Linked DNA regions of Homo sapiens: region 2 is linked to region 1. Evidence: chromatin loops called from intact Hi-C (ENCODE). Cell type or tissue: B cell. All regions are shown on one strand. Each heading gives the region's core, and the rest is flanking DNA. Links, peaks and the distances in the headings are about the cores only.

Evidence for each region. Peaks named below come from ENCODE experiments on the same cell type or tissue, not always from the same donor. Only the 100,000 strongest peaks of a DNase experiment are listed, where the experiment ranks them.
Region 2: a loop joins it to region 1, with 8 times the contacts of the local background. A loop is called at or near these places in 1 of 110 quality-filtered maps.

The regions. Positions count from the first base shown.
Region 1 is chr12:14,151,558-14,161,954 of GRCh38, reverse strand. No RefSeq gene overlaps it. Among named protein-coding and RNA genes, the nearest start is that of GRIN2B, 180 kb to the right of the region's middle. RefSeq lists an enhancer at 9,908-10,397. In B cell, for the core only: no CTCF peak of the experiment used is centred there; DNase peaks (open chromatin) are centred at 4,564, 6,154 and 8,094; H3K4me3 peaks cover 1,185 bases; H3K27ac peaks cover 3,165 bases.
Region 2 is chr12:14,216,240-14,225,848 of GRCh38, reverse strand. No RefSeq gene overlaps it. Among named protein-coding and RNA genes, the nearest start is that of ATF7IP, 140 kb to the left of the region's middle. RefSeq lists enhancers at 4,482-4,781, 4,623-5,822. In B cell, for the core only: no CTCF peak of the experiment used is centred there; a DNase peak (open chromatin) is centred at 4,558.

The sequences.
Region 1 (10,397 bases), core at 1,072-9,071:
CAGTGGAGGCAGCCGAACTCGGGCCTGGGGAATCCACCTTCACATTGATTTACTCACAAGTTGGTCCTGTCTATAGGTCCTGGCTATAGGCTGGGAGCTCAGCCAGGCTTGGGACTGTGGGAGGTCCTTACAGCATGATAGGATGGTAGCTGTTTTCAGGAGTGAATGTTTCAAGTACTTCAAGCAGAAGCCATATCACCTTTTATGATCTGGCCTAAGAAGTCACATAGCTCATACGTGAAAAAAGACCATAGTCTTTTTTTTTTTTTTTTTTTTTTGTGAGATGGGGTCTTTCTCTGTTGCCTAGGCTAGAGTGCAGTGGCATGATCTTGGCTCACTGCAACCTTCACCTCCTGGGTTCAAACCATTCTCCTGCCTCAGCCTCACGAATAGCTGGGATTATAGGTACATGCCACCATGCCCAGCTAATTTTGTATTTTTAGTAGAGACAGGTTTTCACCATGTTGGCCAGTCTCGTCTTGAACTTCTGACTTCAGGTGATCCACCTGCCTCGGCCTCCCAAAGTGCTGGGATTACAGGCGTGAGCCATCGCGCCAGGTCTATAGTCTTAAACTAATCCAGATTCAAGGATTGAGAACAAAGACTCCACATCTCAATGGGAAGAGCGTTAAGTCACGTTGTAAGGAGATATTACTGTGACTACCTTTGGAAAATACAATCTGATATAGGCATGTGAGAGTGAAGTATCATGGCCTGTTCAAGAAATACATCATAACACAGGTATTTTTCTCCTCCTCCTCTTCCTCCTCCTCTTCTCCTCCTCCCCCCTCCCTCTCCTGACCCTCTTCTCCTCCTTCCTTTCCTCAAACAGTAAACAAGCTAAATTATCTTACGTTTATGGGAGACAAGGATTCACATAGTAAGTCAATCTAGGTAAATCTCTCAAAATTTTGGAACCAATGTTTTATTTTTTAAGTAAGAATAATCTCACTTCTTTTACCTACTATCAGCATGCTTTTGAGGATCAAGTGAGATAATCCCTGTAAAAATTACTTGAAACTGATAAAGCACAATTTATGTTTATTTATTCAACCATCTACTCATTTATCTACCTAACCACCATCAATTCATCTCCACTCATCTGTTCTTTCATTATCGAATATATATTAAACATCTACACTGTGTCAAGTCTTTTACTATGGGGTGGGCCCAACGTAAGTAATTATTGGTTCTCTGAGGAGTATTCCTAAATGTAGTTTTTTGAAGTAACGCCAGTGAATTAGAATCTCTACACTCTCAAAAACGTTTAACTGGTATATGCAAAGTAACTGGTCACCAGAGGCAACTGTCTTATTTTAATGTTCAAATTTTCTGTTTGTTTCACCTTCTTCGTTAAATTTAAACTCATTCTTCAATACATTCTCAGAGAAGTTCTGCTTTCTACAATAGCAACACAAATAAGCTCAAATAACCTGCTTTATTAGATTTATCACAAGTAACTTATCTGCTCTATTTGGCCAGAATTGTAGGTTGGTTATCACAGCATTTTCTTAGTGTTATATATTTTTCAGTGGATGTCTTCCAACATATTATTGGGTTCATATTATAGTACAGCATTACTCAGTTTATAAACAAATTAAGAATTAATTACTTACATTTTATTTAAACAACAGTCTTGTAGACGTGTAGTATGAGTTATAGCAGCCAAGATAGCAAATCCTACAACATTCTGTTGTCTTATTAATTACCAAACATCACCTATATCTAACATCAAACAAATCCCTCATTTATAGATTATTAAAATTCTACGAAATTTTATTGTGGTTCAATTTGTCTAAGATCTCCATATGAATAAATCTTTGCCAGAAGAACCTCTATGCAGGTGTAACGTACAGTGGCTAATGGCATGACTTTAGAGGAGTAAGATAGAATGGTATTTTTGTTTGTTTGTTTGTTTGTTTGTTTGTTTTTTGGAAACAGGGTCTTGCTCTGTTGCCCAGGCTGGAGTGCAGTGGCATGGTCATGGCTCACTGCAGCCTCAAATTCCCAGGCTCAAGTGATCCTTCCACCTCAGCCCCCTGAGTAGCTGGGACTACAGGTGCACACCACCATGCCCAGCTAATTTTTTGTAGAGGTGGGTTCACTGTTATGCCCAGGCTGGTCTCAAACTCCTGAGCTCAAGCAATCCACCCACCTTGGCCTCCCGAAGTGCTGAGATTACAGGTGTGAGCTGCCAGGCCCGGCCAAGAGTAGATTTTTATTATGATTCTACACATACTTGCCGTGTGACCTCGGGCAAATTATTTAACTTCTTTAAGTCTTCACTTTTCCATCTCTAAGATGTATACAATGTTACACATTTATAGAGCTGTTACTAAGAAAATGAAAGAAATAATGCATATGAAGCCATTGGTAAAATTCCTTGCATAAGGTCTCCATAAATGTTGGTTTTAGTGTCTATGTTATTTTGACTAAATTGAGGTGAAGAGGTACTATATAGTTCTTTTTTTCTTTATGTTTGAACTTATAGATTATTTGTGATAATATAATTTGTATATATTTCATATAAAATTAGGTTCAGCTGTGTTACAGAGGCCTAAAATGACAGTGGCTTTAAAAATAGAGATTTTTTTTTCCTTTTTCAAGTAGAAGGAGGTAGGCTGACCAGGGCTGGTGTGATTTTTCTACTTTGAAAATTTTCCAAGAATTCTGAATTCTTAGTTGCGCTTCTGTCATCTTGAGGCTGTGACCATTATCCTCATGATCCCAAACGCTAGCTATAGCTCCAGTCACTAACTTCACATCTTAAGAAGTAGTGTGTAAGAATGCTTGAAGAAGAAAGTGGATGGGGAAAGCAAAGGGTATTAGATCATGGCTTTTAAAGGAGGTCTCCAAACTACAGGGTGTCTCCATGTATATTCCATTGTCTAGAATTAGTCAAATGTTCAGACCTAGCTGCAATGCAGGATAGAAAGTGTATTCTTGATTCTCAGTGGACATTTGCTCAGCTGAGAATTGCAAATCTATTTGCAAATCTATAAAAGAATCGGTAGAAAGCATACTGGGGGACACTGGCACACATCTCCACATTATGCAACTTGTTTTTAAAACTGACTCAACTCATTGTGGTGTAAATCTGAATGATTGATTTGTCCAATAACTTCCACCAACTTTTCTCTGCCAAGTCACCACTTTCTCTTGGGAACCAGCTCCCTTAATGGTAGTTCAGTCTGATTTCTTTTACTTTGGTCACTTTGGGCTATTCAGAATAGTCTTGTTTCAGTTTGTGAGCCCTAGTCCTCTTCATTTTAAAACATTATCTTAATCTGTTCCTGCTGCTATAACAAAATACTGAGAGTGGATAATTTATAAATAACAGAAATATGGGCAGGCGCAGTGGCTCATGCCTGTAATCGCAGCACTTTGGGAGGCAGAGGCAGGCAGATCACAAGGTCAAGAGATTGAGGCCATCCTGGCCAACATGGTGAAACCCCATCTCTACTAAAAAATACACAAATTAGCTGGGGATAGTGTCACGTGCCTGTAGTCCCAGTTATTCGGGAAGCTGAGGCAGGAGAATCGCTTGAACCCAGGAGGTGGAGGTTGCAGTGAGCCGAGATCACGCCACTGCACTCCAGCTTGCTGACAGAGCAAGACTCCATCTCAAAAAAGAAAGAAGAAAAAAGAAAAACGGAAAAAGAAATATATTTTTCGCAGTTCTGGAGGCTGGGAAGTCCAAGACCAAGTTGCTGGCAGATTTGGTAGAAAGTAGAATTGCTCTGAGAATGTATTCAATAAAGAGTTTTAAATTTAGTAAAGGAGAAACAAGCAGAAAATTTGAATATTAAAATAAGACAGTTGCTTTTGGTGACGAATTACTTTGTATATACTGGTTAAACATTTTTGAGAGAGTGGAGATTCTACTTTCTACAGTAGCAACACAAATAAGCTCAAATAACCTGCTTTATTAGATTTACCACAAATAACAACATATCTGCTCTATTTGGCCAGAATTGTAGGTTTGTTATCACAGCAATTTTCTTAGTGTTATATATTTTTCAGTGGATGTTTTCCAACATGTTCTTGGGTTCACATTATAGTACAACATTACTCAGTTTATAAGCAAATTGAGAATTAATTATCTACATTTTATTTAAACAACAGTCTTGTAGATGTGTAGTATGAGTTACAGTAGCCAAGACAGCAAATCCTACAACATTCTGTTGTCTCATTAATTACCAGACATCATCTATACGTAACACCAAACAAATCTCTCAGATTTGATGTCTGGTAAAATTTCTCTCTCTGCTTTCAAGATGGTGCCCTGTTGCTGCATCTTTTGATGAGGACAAACTCTATGTCCTCACATAGCAGAAGAGAAGAAGGGGCAAACTCACTTCCTCAAGCCCTTTTGTAAGCACAAAATCTCATTCATAAAGGTGAAGTCCTTATGACTTAATCACCCTCCGATGGCCCCACTTTCTAATACCATCACCTTGTGTATTAGCTGCTAACATATGAATTTTGGAGGGATGCATACATTCAAATCATAACAAACATCTGTCTGATGCTTAATTCAAAGCTCTCTCACTCCTCTCTCCAGTTCAGGTTTCAGGGGCCTAGAGGAAGGGAGTGAACCCTCTTTAATTATCAGGCCCAGTGAAGCATTGAATTGTGACAGTGTGTGACAGCAGTCATGTTTCACTTCCCTTTGAGCTAAATCATTTCATCTTAAAGCCACCTGCTCTGTGGGCTCTAGAGTAACTGATGCCAAGTAGCCATAAAATGCATTGCACTGGACATCATAACTCATACACTGTAGTTCAACAACGTAAAGCCAATCACTAACCAATGTTAATTCCATAAATCAGTGAGAATTCCTGTCTAACAACTTTGTATCTGCCCACTCCTTCTCCCCTTTTGCCTTTAAAAACCTGCTTGTAACAAAGACTAAATAGAAGCACTCCTCAAGGCAGCTTAAATGTGTGTCCCAGGTAGCCATCCTCAACCTTGGCGCAAATAAACTCTCTATGTTAATTGTGCCTTTATTTCTTTCTTTAGGTCAACAGGGTGGCTGTCATCACCTGCTCTTTCCATCTCCCTCCTTCCTCCATTGCTTACCTCCCTGAGACTGAGTCAGGAACAAGGCTGAGGGATGCAGATGGTGGCACCTCCCCACGTTTCTTTTAATCATTCTCACTGTCTGGCTGGTTGCTTGAAGGGTAGTGGTTTGCCACTGGTAGTACTGGGAATGACTTTAGATGCTCCTGATAAGGCTCCATCCCAGGTGCTCTGTTGGCATTGGTATTGAGGACATCTGTCCTCCAAGGTTCCCTACTGAGGGTCTGCAGCAAATTGTAGAATCCATCTTCTGCATGCCTCAGGAAACAGAGACCCAAGGGAATCATCTGTGCCCCTCCCCCATCGAGCTATACCCCTGAGTCCTGCTCCTTGGTGCTCCTTCTCTTGCTCTGGGGCAGGTCAGCAAGCCCAGTGGCCTTAGGCGGTGGCTTCTTCTCCTCCTCCTCCTCCTTCTCCTTCTTTTTCTTCCTCCTCTTCCTCCTCCTCTTCTTCCTCTTCCTCCTCCTCCTCCTTCTTCCTATATGTTTGCATTATTTAATTTTTAAATTTTAACTTTTATTTTAAATGTGGAGGGTGCATGTGCAGGTTTGAACCCAGGTTGTGAGCATAGTAGCCAATAGGTAGTTTTTCAACTCACACACCACTCTTCCCTTGCCTCCCCTCTCTAGTAGTCCACAGTGTCCATGTTTGTCCGTGTGTGCTCAATGTTTAGTTCCCACCAATAAGTGAGAACAAGTGGTATTTGGTTTTCTGTTCCTGCATTAATTCACTCAGGATAATGACCTCCAGCTCCAACCATGTTGCTGCAAAGGACATGATTTCATTCTTTTTCATGGCTGTGTAGTATTCATTCCATGGTGTATATGTACCACATTTTCTTTATCTGATCCACCATTGATGGGCACCTAGGTTGATTCCATGTCTTTGCTATTGTGAATAGCACAGTGATGAACATACCAGTGCATGTGTCCTTTGGTGTAATGATCTACTTTTCTTTGGGTATATACCCAGTAATGGGGTTGTGGGGTCAGATGGTATCTCTGTTTTAAGTTCTTTGAGAAATCTCCGAACTGCTTTCTATAGTGGCCAAACTAATTGACATTCCCACCCGCAGTGTCTAAGTGTTCCTCTTTCTCTGCTGCCTTGTCAGCATCTGTTGTTTTTTGACCTTTTTTTTTTTTTTTTTCTTTTTGAGAGGGAGTCTTGGTCTGTCACCCAGGGTGGAGTGCAGTTGTGCGATCCCAGCTCACTGCAACCTCCGCCTCCCAGGTTCAAGCGATTCTCCTGCCTCAGCCTCCCAAGTAGTTGGGATTACACGTATGTGCCACTATGCTCAGCTAATTTTTGTATTTTTAGTAGAGATGTGGTTTCACCACGTTGGCCAGGCTGGTCTCGAACTCCTGACCTCAAGTGATCCGCCCGCCTTGGCCTCTCAGAGTGTTGGGATTACAGGCGTGAGCCACTGCGCCTGGCCATTTTTTGACTTTTAATAATAGCCATTCTGGCTGGTCTGAGATAGTACCTCATTATGGTTTTGATTTGCTCTTCTCTGATGATTAGTGATGCTGAGCATTTTTCATGTTTGTTGGCCTCTTGTATGTCTTCTTTTGAAAAGTGTTCATGTCCTTTGCCTATTTTCTAATGGGGTTATTTGTTTTTTGCTTGTTGATTTGTTTTAGCTCCATATAGACTCTGAATATTAGATGTTTGTGAGATGCATAGTTTGTGAATATTTTCTCCCATTCTGTAGGTTGTCTGTTTACTCTGTTGATAGTTTCTTTTGCTGTGCAGCAGTTCTTTAGTTTAGGTCCCACTTGTCAATTTTTGTTTTTGTTGCAATTGCTTTTGGGGACTTAGCCAAAAATTATTTGCCTTAGGCTTTGTTTTTTTTTTTTTTTTGAGACAGAGTCTGGCTCTGTTGCCCAGGCTGGAGTGCAGTGGGGTGATCGCGGCTCATTGCAACCTCTGCCTCCCGGGTTCAAGTGATTCTCCTGCCTCAGCCTCCAGAGTAGCTGGGGCTACAGGTGTGCACCACCACACCTGGCTAATTTTTGTAATTTTAGTAGAGACAGAGTTTCATCATGTTGGCCAGGCTTGTCTTGAACTCCTGACCTCAGGTGATCCACCCTCCTCGGCTTCCCAAAGTGCTGCTGGGATTACAGGCATGAGCCACTGCACCCGGCCACCTTAGGCTTCTTAAACATACAACTGGGGCAAGCCATGCCCCTCTTCCCTTCTTTTTTTGCTTATTGTGGTAAAATATTTATAAACAAACATTGCCATTTTAATTCTTTTTGAGAGACAATTCAGTGGCCTTAACTACACTTATGATATTGTGCAACCATCACTATTACTTATTTCCAAAACTTTTTTTTATCACCCAAACAGAAACTCTTTACCCGTTAAGCAATAACTCCCATTTCCCCTCCCCCAATCCTCTGGTAACCTATAAACCATATTGTGTCTTTTACGTAAGTGGAATTTCATACCAGTGGAATTTGTCTAGCTGATTTCACTTAGCATAATGTTTTCAAACTTCATCCATGTTGTAGCATGTATTATAAGTGGATTCTTTCTTTTATGGCTGAGTAACATTCCATTCTATGTATATACTACATTTTGCTTATCCACATCTTTTGGCTATTGTGAATAATGCTGTAAAGAACATTGCCATACAAGTATTTGTTTGAGTCCCTGTTTTTAGTTCTTTTGTGTATATACTTAGAAATGGAATTGTTGGGTTTTGTGGTAATTTTGTGTTTATTTTTTGAAGAACTGCCAAACTGTTTTCCATAGCATCTGCACCACTTTATATTCCCACCAGCAATGTACGAGGGTTCTAATTTCTCCACATCCTCACCAACACTTATTTTCCACATTTTTGATTATAACTGTCCTAGTAGGTGTGAAGTGTGTCTCTTGGTGGTTTTGATTTGCATTTCTCTGATGACTAATGGTGTTGAGCACCTTTTCCTGTGTTTATTGGCCATCTGTGTATCTTCTTTGGATAAATGTCTATTCAAGTCCTTTATCCATTTTTTAATTGGGCTGTCTTTTCTTTCCCCACTCTCTCTTTTTTTTTTTTCAGCTACCATAGAGAGAGGAGAAAGAGGAAGACTTCTCTTTACTTTCTTAAGCCTGTGGTGTCTCTCTCTCTCTTTTTTTTTTTTTTGAGATGGAGTCTCGCTCTGTCACCCAGGCTGGAGTACAGTGGCACGATCTCGGCTCATTGCAACGTCTGCTGCACGATCTCTGCTCATTGCAACCTCTGCCTCCTGGGCTTAAGCCGATACTCCTGCCTCAGCCTCCTGAGTAGCTGGGATTACTGGTGTCCACCACCATGCCCAGCTAATTTTTGTGTTTTTAGTAGAGATGGGATTTCACCATGTTGGCCATGCTGATCTCAAACTCCTGACCTCCAGTGATCCACTAGCCTCAGCTTCCCAAAGTGCTGGGATTACAGGCATGAGCCACCTCTTATGGCTGTTGGCTGGTCAATCAGTTCAGGTTCTCTTGCCCCTGCGGTGGGGGCGTGGGTAGTGATGTAAGGCTCAGAGCAAGAAATAGGCTTTAAAAACTGTTCCCAGTAGGCCACGCTTGGTGGTGCATGCCTGTGATCCCAGCACTTTGGGAGCCTGAGGCAGGTGGATCGCTTGAGCTCAGAAGTTCAAGATCAGCCTGGGCAACATAGCGAGACCGCATCTCTACAAAAAATACAAAAAGTAGTTGGCTGTGATGGCATGCACCTGTAGTCTCAGCTCCTCAGGAGGCTGAGGTGGGAGGACGGCAGCCCACGAAGTCAAGGCTGCAGTGAGCTGAGATTGCGGCACTGCACTCCAGCCTGGGTGACTGAGTGAGACCTTGTCTCAAAAACAACAACAACAACAACAAAACCCCATTCTCAGTAATCTCCCCTAGAGGCTCAAAAAGATCTTAATCCGATCTTACACAAATCTGTTTCATTTATGCATAGAATAATTCAGTCTTAGAACAGGAAGGAATCATGGAGTTTATCACATCCAACTCCATCATTTTACAGCTAAGGCCTCTCTCAGGTCCTTCAAGGTGAAGTAACTTTGCCCACTAATTTACCATCTTAAAACAGATTTTTAAAAAATGCCTGACTTATGTGTCACTCGGACTGGCTGCAAAAGTATACCTTCTTTTTTTTTAAATTTTTTTGGAATCTGGAAGAGGAACACATTACAGATATGACCTATTTCTGATCTCCCTTCTCCATGTGACGGTGGCAGTTTTTGGGTGAAAATATTTTGTCAGCGGCTCTAACATATGGATAGTTTCTAGGCTTTTGGAGATCAGGTTATTATGCTAAATGAATACAGATGAGCATTATGCCTATATAGTGCTCTACACTTTGCAAAGTGTTATAACATCCTTACCATCAGTGAGCAGGTGTCATTATTCCTATTAGTTGGATAAGGACATGGCCAAGATCATCAGTCAACTGGTGGCAGTTTCTGTTGCAGAACACAGTCTCTTGTTTCTAGGTAGGTGATCTGGCTGTGATGTCTGGCACCCTACTGATTACCAGCAGGATGCAATGGAAAGAACATCAGAATTTGGAGCCAGAGAACTCAGGTTCAATTCTCAACTCCATCCCTGATAGGCTCTTACCTTAGGCAAGTCACTTTGCCTTTCTAATTCTCAGTTTTCTCATCTGTAAAGTGGAGACAAAAATAGCATCTATCCAGTTTTTGTGGGACTCAGGAAATGGAATAGAGTGCTTTGTGAATACAGAGAGTTATACAGATGTTAGTGATTGCCATTATGTGGCTGTCGAGGTAGGGGGTCACTCTGTGTATTATAAATAAGACTTTGTATGGTTTAATGGGTTTAGAAGCTTACACAGAGCTTCAAAGAGCTCCTGCAGAGTAAAAGATGATGTGCTCTTCCTCCTTAGGTCTTATCCTAACCCATAACCATTGTTATTTAGAATTCAACAGACATAACAAGCTAAGTCTTCTTGAAATATTCCTCTTTGTAAATATAGCTTTGCTTTTACAGTTCTTTCACCTGCAGAAAGATGCAACATTCGCTCATTTCACCTAGCATTTGAAGGGTCAGTCATGGAAATCTGAAAGTCTTTCTAACACACAAACCCAGTCATGATGCTCCTATTATTAAAAACCTTTTTACTCCCTGTGGCTCACAGGATCAGGTCTAAATGCCAGGGCTGCAAATTGTTTCCCTATCTAAGTGGAATATACATATGCAAATGGATTTATTAATCAGAGGCCTATCATTACAGTACCAGCCCTTTTCTGTGCTTCCAGCCTTTCATCCTAGTCCCCCCATTTCTTTCCTACACACTGTATGTGCCACAGCACCTCTCA
Region 2 (9,609 bases), core at 344-8,343, 65 kb before region 1:
TGCGTATCACTTTGACAAATCGGATACTTGCTATTTTCTGCTCATCAGTTCTACTCAGCATGTTGTGATCTGTGAGGTGGGTTGGCATGATGTTCTGTGGCATTTCAAGACAATCAGCGTCTCTGTGAATTCGATCAGAGGTTGATATTTTCTGTAAAGGACCATGTGCTGAATATTTTAGGCTTGTGAGCTGTGTAGCCTGTGTTACAACTATTCAACCCTGTAGTGTGAAAACAGCCATAGATAAATAATATGTGAGCAAATGAGTATGGCTGTGTTCTACCAACACTTCATTTATTATTTTATTATTTATTTATTTTTAAATATCTTTTATTACACTAGTCAGAGAAATTAGAATTTCATTTAATTCTTATTTATCTTTAGATAAATTCATCATTTAATTTTTGTCAACCGTTTAAAAATATGAAGACGATTCTTAGCTTACGGACTATACAAAAATGTATCAGGATGAATTTGGTCTGTGGGTTGCAATTTTCTTATACTTGGGTTAGATTATGGCAGAAAACAAGAAAATTGACATTGACACCTAAGGAAAGACCATGAAAGTATACTGCTGACTCTACCAGGTGAAGGCAAACTGTTCCTGTGATCCTTACACATTGTTATTACAGAAATAAACATATAACACTGCAGAATAGACGCCACAGGCTGTATTGATTCACTCCACTAAAGAAACCATATCTGAAACAGTAGCTGCAACTGAACTCACCACCTAATTTATTTTATGATAATCTATAGTCAGTCTCCATGATACCTCTGCCTTCTGACATGTCATATAAGCAAGTTAAATGGTAATGTAATAGGAATCACTACCTTAGAATCTCAAGTTTTTGATAGTAACACTAATCTCTGCTATTCCTCCAAAGAATTTTAAAGTATAATAAAATACAATTAGTTAGAAATAATTATGTAGAGTATAATGGTGATTTACATATATATGTTTTTATGCATATATATATAACTAACGTATATATTACACTATTAAAATGGTTTTTATTGGCCAGGAGTGGTGGCTCACACTTGTAATCCCAGCTCTTAGGGAGGCAGAGGCAGGAGGATAGCTTGAGCTCAAGAGTTCGAGACCTGCCTGGGCAATATAGTGAGATCCTGTTCTAAAAAAAAAAAAAGTTTTTATTTGGTCATGGAATTATGTTTAATATTTTTTACTTTTGTACTTTTAAATATTTCATTTCTTGCAATGAACATATATTCCTTTACAGTCATAAAAAAAATCTAGTTTGGGCGGGGCGCCATGGCTCACGCCTGTAATCCCAGCACTTTGGGAGGCGGGTGGATCACCTGAGGTCGGGAGTTCGAGACCAGCCTGACCAACATGGAGAAACCTCGACTCTGCTAAAAATACAAAATTAGCTGGGTGTGGTGGTGCATGCCTGTAATCCTAGCTACTCAGGAGGCTGAGGCAGGAGAATCACTTGAACCTGGGAGGCAGAGGTTACGGTGAGCCGAGATCACGCCATTGCACTCCTGCCTGGGCAACAAGAGCAAAACTTCGCCTCAAAAAAAAAAAAAATCTAGTTTGTTTTTTATGTGAATCACTTTTATTTTTAAACTTTTTGTAGAAGCCAGCTGTGGTGGCTCAAGCCTGTAATCCCAGCACTTTGGGAGGCCGAGGTCGGTGGGTCGCTTGATCTCAGGAGTTTGAGATCATCCTGGGCAACATGGTGAAACCCCATCTCTACAAAAAATCCAAAAATTAGCCAGAAATGGTGGCTCGTGCCTGTAATCCCAGCTACTTGGGGGGCTGAGGCGGCAGGATTGCTTGAGCCCAGGAGGCGGAGGTTGCAGTGAGTTGAGACTGTACCACTGCACTCCAGCCTGGGCAGGCAGAGTGGAAACCCTGTCTCAAAAAACAAAACAAAACCCAACTTTTTGTAGATATGAGGTCTATGTTGCCCAGACTTGTCTCAAACTCCTGGTCTCAAGTGATTCTCCTGCCTCAGCCTCCCAAAGTGCTGGGATTATAGAAGTGAGCCACTGTCTCTGGCCTGAATCACTGTTAAAGTCAGAAAACTAAATTTAACTAGATGAGGGTCTATAAATGTAATCCTGAGAATAGTTGTACCAAAACTAACCTCAGCAGATTTAAATGTTTGAATCAAAAGTCACTACACCAATTTCACAACAATTTCAAATAGCTCATTATTCTTATTTTATTCTTTAATTAAATATTTGAATTAACACACATTTGGTCTTTATCATTTTACATATATTTTCAAACAGAATCCTCAAAGCTTTAACTTTTAAGTGAAAGAAAATTAATTAATGGTACATGATTTTTATAAATGCTTCCCATACTAGTGTTAATAGTGTATGAAATACATAACATTAAACTAACTAGACAATTCAGTACTGTTGCGTTTAACCACTGTGTTATTAAGATAGAGGAAGGGCTGGGCGTGGTGGCTCACGCCTGTAATCCCAGCACTTTGGGAGGCCGAGGCGAGTGTATCATGAGGTCAGGAGATTGAGACTATCCTGGCTAACACGGTGAAACCCCGTCTCTACTAAAAATAAAAAAAAATTAGCCAGACGTGGTGGCGGGCACCTATAGTCCCAGCTAGTAGGGAGGCTGAGGCAGGAGAATGGCGTGAACCTGGGAGGCGGAGCTTGCAGTGAGCCGAGATCACGCCACTGCACTCCAGCTTGGGCGACAGAGCGACTCTGTCTCAAAAAAACAAAAAAACAAAAATATTTTGTGAAGACATACCAAGTATGGTGTCCAGACCCTACTTCAGTGAAGGAATTGTTTTCCCAACTACTGGGAGTGCTACGAGGGGAAAGCCTTCAGCTAGCAGTGTCTTCAGGGACTGCATCAGCTTCCTGTGTGACTAAGGTGGGGCACCCTTACCAGGACAGCCTACATCCAGTGATCAAGGTGGAGGTATAAAGGCCTGGCTGTTTTAGTCCACTGTGGGACAACTCTGCCAATTCAGCTTCCTTTTAAGAAAATTAAGCTAGGGTCAGGCGTGGTGGCTCACGCCTGTAATCCCAGCACTTTGGGAGGCCAAGGCGAGTGGATCACGAGGTCAGGAGATCGAGACCACACTAGCTAACACGTTTAAACCCCATCTCTACTAAAAATACAAAAAATTAGCTGGACATGGTGGCGGGCACCTGTAATCCCAGCTACTCGGGAGGCTGAGGCAGGAGAATGGCATGAACCTGGAAGGCGGAGCTTGCAGTGAGCTGAGATTGCGCCACTGCACTCCAGCCTGGGAGGCAGGGATACTGTCTCAAAAAAAAAAAAAAAAAAAAAGAAAATTCATCTGGGATTTTTTTTTCTTTTCTTTCTTGAGACAGAGTCTCGCTCTGTTGCCCAGGCTGAAGTGCAGCGGCGCAATCTTGGCTCACTTCAACCTTGGCCTCCTGGGTTCAAGCGATTCTGCTGCCTCAGCCTCCTGAGTAGCTGGGATTACAGGGGCCTGCCACTGTGCCCAGCTAATTTTTTTGTATTTTTAGTAGAGATGGGGTTTCACCATGTTGGCCAGGCTGGTCTTGAACTCCTGACCTCAAGTGATCTGCCCACCTCGGCCTTCCAAAGTGCTGGGATTACAGGCGTGAACCACCACGCCCTGCCCTTTTTTCTTTTTTCTTTTCTTTTATTTTTTTTGACGGAGTCTTGCTCTGTCACCCAGGCAGGAGTGCAGTAGTGCAATCTCGGCTGGCTGAAAGCTCCGCCTCCCGGGTTCATGCCATTCTCCTGCCTCAGCCTTCCGAGTAGCTGGGACTACAGACGCCCGCCACCACGCCCAGCTAACTTTTTGTATTTTTAGCAGAGACGGGGTTTCACCATGTTAGCCAGGATGGTCTTGATCTCCTGACCTTGTGATTGCCTGCCTTGGCCTCCCAAAGTGCTTGAGATTATAGCCTTCTGTTTTTTTTTGTTTTTTTTTTTTTTTTTTTTTTTGAGCCAAGATATGGCTGTGTTGCCCAGGCTGGAATGCAGTGGAATGAACCCGGCTCACTGCAACCTCCTGGGCTCAAGTGATCCTCCCACCTCAGCCTCCTGAGTAGCTAGGACTACAGGCACCTACCACCACTCCCAGCTATTTTTTTTTTTTTTGTATTTTTTGTAGAGATGGGGTTTTGCCATGTTGCCCACACTGGTCTTGAACTCCTTGTCTCAATCGATCTGCCTTCCTTGGTGTGAGTCACTGTACCAGGCTGGGATTCTTTTTTTTTTTTTATGGCAGCAAGATTTAGTAAAGCGAAAGGGAAAGTAAAGGGAACGCAAAAGTAAAGCTTCCATGTGGTGGAAGGGGACCCAGAAGGATTGTGTTTTTTGGCTTGGGTGTCTTATGCTTATATCCCCTTATGACTCCTCCCCTTTTCTTTTTCTGTCCTATAGGATTGGCTAATTTTCTATCCACTTGTGGGTTGGCAGACCTGATTGGTTAAAAACATCAGGCTGCAGCTAGAGCTTGAACTCCCTATATGATTGGTTGAAGTTTCAATCCCTTAGTTTGTAGCTGTGACTCATTTTGGCTTAGGGGAAAGTCCCCTTTGATTGGTTGAAGTTTCAATCCCTTTAGCTTGCAGCTATGACTAATTTTGGCTTAGGGGAAAATCCCCTTTGATTGGTTGAAGTTTTAATCTCTTAGCTTGCAGCTATGACTCATTTTGGCTTAGGGGAAAGTCACTTTAGGGAAGTCCCTATTGACCCAGGAAGTCCAGCCAATTTAGCCACTTAGTCCCTCAGTCCCCCCTTTCAACAGGAAAGCCCAAGTGCTGTTGGGAAGTTGGATGACGATTGTTCTAGCTACTTCCTGCTGAACTGGGGGGTAGAAGGGGCACTGCAGTTGAGGTTTCCTCAGGAGGGGAGTCTTTGGTGTCGTGGTGTGAGAACAGGTTGGTGGGTGGGTCTAGGGGTGCTTGATAGTAGGTGCTAGTGGTGGTCACTTGGGGCTCCATTTGTAGAACCATTTGCAGCTTCATGGATTCTATTCTGGAAGAGGCAAATTTTACAAGGAGGTTAAAAATGCAGGGTCCAAAGATAAGCAACATCACAATAGCCACCAAGGGCCCCAAGAAGGGGAGAAGCCAGGGCATCCATTGATTGACAATATTCCAAGGTCCTGTGTCTTGGAGCTCTTGTGCCCAGCACTGTATCCCATCTCAAAACTCCTTAACCTTCTTGGTGACAATTCTGGATTGATTAACGAAATAGCAGCACTCTTCTAGAAAAAGAGGTTCCACCTCTTTCAGCTGTTAATAAATCTAAGGCTGTCCGATTTTGAAGGGCTACTGTTGCTAAAGAATTAAGCTGGCTTTGTAAGGTGACCAGCGAATCTGCGATTCATGCCATGTCATCATTTAACTCTTGTGATAATTTGTAATAGAATTGGATGGAGGTTGTAATGCCTCCAATGCCGGTTCCTAGTCCTCCTCGTATCCCAGCTCCTATAATGAATGGTAGGACAGTCCAGGTCAGCTGAGACCCTGGGTTTGACGGATCTTTAAAGGCAAATAAAAATTGAGAGTCAGGATGCAGAGGGATGCAGAAGAAAGTGTCCTTAAGATCTAGGACTGTAAACCATTCTGCTTCCTCTGGTTTCTAGGAGAGTAGAGTATAAGGATTAGGTACAACTGGATACAGAGGAACAACTGCCTCATTGATAATTCTGAGGTCTTGCACTAACCTCCATTGTCCGTTGGGGTTTTGTATGCCTAGAATACGAGTGTTGCATGGACTGTTGCATGGTTTTACTAATCCCTGTGCTTTTAGGTCTTTGACGATCTTTTGTAATCCTTGTTGGGCTTCTGGTCTGAGGGGGTACTGCCTTTGATAAGGAAAGGAGGTAGGATCCTTTAATTTAACTTGAACTGGACAAGCATTTTTTGCTCATCTGTATTGTCCTTCCTCTGCCCAGACATCAGGATTAACTCCCTCCACGAGTAGAGGGCAGCAAACAGGTATTTCTTCTTCTATATTCAAGTTTATTATGGCCCCTCCTTTAGCTAATATGTCCCTCCCTAGTAAAGGAGTAGAGCTCTCAGGCATGATAAGAAAGGCATGTGAGAAAAATAAGGCTCCTCAGTCACAATTTAGAAGGTGGGAGAAATACCTAGTGACTGGCTGTCCTAGGACCCCTTTGATGGTGACAGACCTGGAGGATAGTTGTCCGGGACAGAAGACTAAAACTGAGAAGGCTGTGCCAGTGTCCAGGAGGAAGTTAGTTTCCTGGCCCTTAATGGTTAAGCTTACCTGGGGCTCTGTGAGGGTGATGGCACGGGCTGGCGCCTGCCATGGGTACCCTCAGTCCTGTTGTTGGACCATCAGGTTAGTGGCCTCTGGCCCAGAGGACCTTCACCCTCAGAGGTAGTGTGCCTTCCAGTGATCCCCCTGGCACAAGGGACATGGACAAGGGGGTGGCTTATTTTTGTTTGGGCAGTCCTTTTTGAAGTGCCCCTGTAAGCCGCACTGATAACAAGCCCTGTTAGGCTGGTTGCCTGCCCAGCCCTTCTTTCTTTCAGAGCCACCGAAGTTCGTCTGCCTGAGGGCCATAACTAAGGCGGGGCCATGAGTAAGGTGGCGGCCTTTTTCTTGTCTCCTCTGTCTCATTCAGCCTGCTCCTCCTGATCCCTATTATAAAACACTGAAGTTGCCAAATTCAATAGAGTTTCCAAATTTTTCTTGGGGCCTGGGGCAGACTTTTGAAGGTTTTTTCTAATGTCTGCAGCTGACTGAGTGATAAACTTATCCTTTAAAATTAGTTGGCCTTCAATAGAGTCAGGTGACAAGGAGGTATGCTTTCTTAATGCCTCTCTTAGTCTCTCTAAAAATGCTGTAGGGTTTTCTTCCTTTCCCTTCATTGTGGTTGACATCATTATGTAATTCATTGGCTTTTTTCTGGTCTTTCTTAATCCCTCTAGTATACAAGTCAGTAAATGGCTGTGCTCCAAACTGAGGTCCCAGTGGGGATCCACACTGGGAACCGCCTGTTGGCCTGTAGGGAATTGTTCCCTTTCTTCTGATCTCATTTTATCATTTACCTGGCTTAGGTACCAGAGATCCCCAAACTCCCGGGATGCAGCTAAGGTGGCCTCTTCTTTGTTGGGAGTTAATGCTTGACCTAACAACAACAACATATTTCTCCATGCTAAATCAAAAGATTGTCCTAATCCCTGTAAGATATCTATGCGTCAATCAGGATTATCTGAGAATTTTCCTAGGTCCAGTTTGATCTGTTTTAAGTCTGAGAGGGAAAAGGGGACATGTACTTGCACTGGGCCAAAGTCTCCTTCTCCTCCCACGACTTGGAGGGGGCACAATTGAGGGCCATTGGCGCCTTTTGGTTCCTTGACTTTTTGTCTGGTTCCTTTTGGGCCATAAGGGCCACAGGAGAGTCCTTACTAGTTGGAGGGGGAGCTATGGGGAGACCTGAGTATGGGGGTAGGCTTTGAGGACCCCCAGTAGGATGTAAATTACATTTTTTTTTACATAATTGTGGGTTATCCCTTAGTGAGAAAAAAAACCTATACATATGGCACTTCACTCCATTTGCCCTCTCATTTACAAAAGAGATCTAGCTGTAGGATGGTATTATAGTTTATACTTCCCTGGGTGGCCGTGTCTCTCCTCTGGGAAGAGGATATTGTGGCCAGGTGGTGCTGCAGAAAAATATAAGTCGCTTCTTCTTCAGTGTTTGAGGGTCAAATTGGTCCTAATTATCCAGAATACACCTCAGGGGTGGCTTTGCTTTTGAGGGAATGTCTTCCATCTGAAAGGAGAACATAGGAGTGCCTGCACCCCTAGTCATCCCCTAGTGAGCACTAGCCCTAGTGTGTCCCCTATGGTTCTAGTGTCCTTTTCTTTCCAGGTTTCCAGGGTGCACAGTCACCCATGGAACCATGCTTATTGGATTTAATTGCACTTACTGATGTAGCAGTTTTGCCCACACCGTTTCCCACCCTTTTTTAGCCACAAAAAATGGGGCTGGGGCTGCTGGATTTTAGTGGCTCCTTACCAGCATGCACACAATTGCCTTTGCATCTGCAAGTGGGTCTTAGGTTCAGGGTGTATTTTGAGTTCAGAGACCAGGCACCAGTTAGCATATTTCTGGGCTTGGAGCTGTCCCAGCAAGATAAATTCCTTGAAAATAGCACTGAAGCACAACAGTTTTAGGGTAGGTAGTGGCAAATTGGAGGACCAGTGCTTTTCATACCTGAATTTTCTGTCCCCTGTTTGCCTTCATAAGAATATTCATTGACATTTGGACTTGGATTGGGGACCTATTGTCTATTATATTGTTTTTGGCCCATACATCTGACTGCTTCGAGTGGAGAAGTTCTACAGTTCTAATTGCTGATCCCAGACAGGAAAGGTGGTAATTAAAGTAGCCTCTACAATCTGGAGAAAGTTTAGGGCAACAAAGGGAAAAATGTCCTAGGCCTTCTATCAGCCACTGACATGCCTTTTGATGTCCCAGATAGTGCCTAGGGTACAGGTTATGAGGGACAGGTCCTGTATAAGTATACTGATACTCATTTGCATAAGAATAAGCCTGAGGACACCATGGGCAAGGGTCTTTGGATTGCCAGCCCCCTCGACTTAGGCTCCTAGCCAAAAGATTCTTAGACTCAGGGGTAGGAAAGATCCTAGAGGACAGGGCCTCAAGAAAGTCTTCTCTGAGGATGTTAGGACCCAGGAGGCATAGGTCAGAAAAGGCAGGGAACTCATGCATGGGCAGTTGTGGAGTAGAGGCTTCTCACTGTGCCATGATCTCCACTGGGTCAGTGCCAGGAGTTTGGGAAGACAGTTTTCCACCTCTAGCCAGCCCTCGGCTTTTCCCAGGAAAGGTAGAGAAAGGTGGAACTGGTTCCAGTTAAACCAACGCTCCCAGCTTGGAGGGCCGTGGGTTGCTAGAGAGCCCTTTCCCAGAAAGCCTCACACCCATGTCTTAAGTCTGGGCTGTGCTTGTCACTTTTAAATGGCTGACAGGTGCTGGGTGTTTTCCTCCAATTTCTAGTGAGAAGATAGAATAGCAACTGAAAGGGGTCCGAGGTTACTCACCGCTTTGGAGAAATCCCGGACCAGACCCCAGAAATGAGATGAGAAGTCTTCTCCTTATCGAAGGTTTTTCTCGATTGAAGGGTTCGTGGTCTCACAGGCTTCAAGAAATGAAGCTGTGGACTGCAGTGATGAGTGTTACAGCTCGATTAGAGAAACACACAGACCCAAAGAGTGTGCAGTGGCAAGATTTATTAAAGTGAAAGTGAAAGTAAGGCTTCCACGTGGTGGAAGGGGACCCAGAAGGGTTGCCCAGGATTCTTTAACTTAATTATTCTGTCTCTCTCTCTTTTTAAATTGAGGTATGTTCATTAATGAATTATGAGTAATTATCACTAACCCACAAAGTATTTTGGACCCATGACCTCATTCAAATAAATTGAGTGAATCATTTCCTTTAGGAAACCCCAATTAGAAAACTATTTTTCATTTTCTTCTGTCCTTTCTCTATGTTATATCAAACTTTATTTTATTTATTTATTTTCTCAGATAGGGTCTCGCTTTTTCATCCAGTTTGGAGTGCAGTGGTGCGATCCTAGCTCACTGCGGCGTCGAAC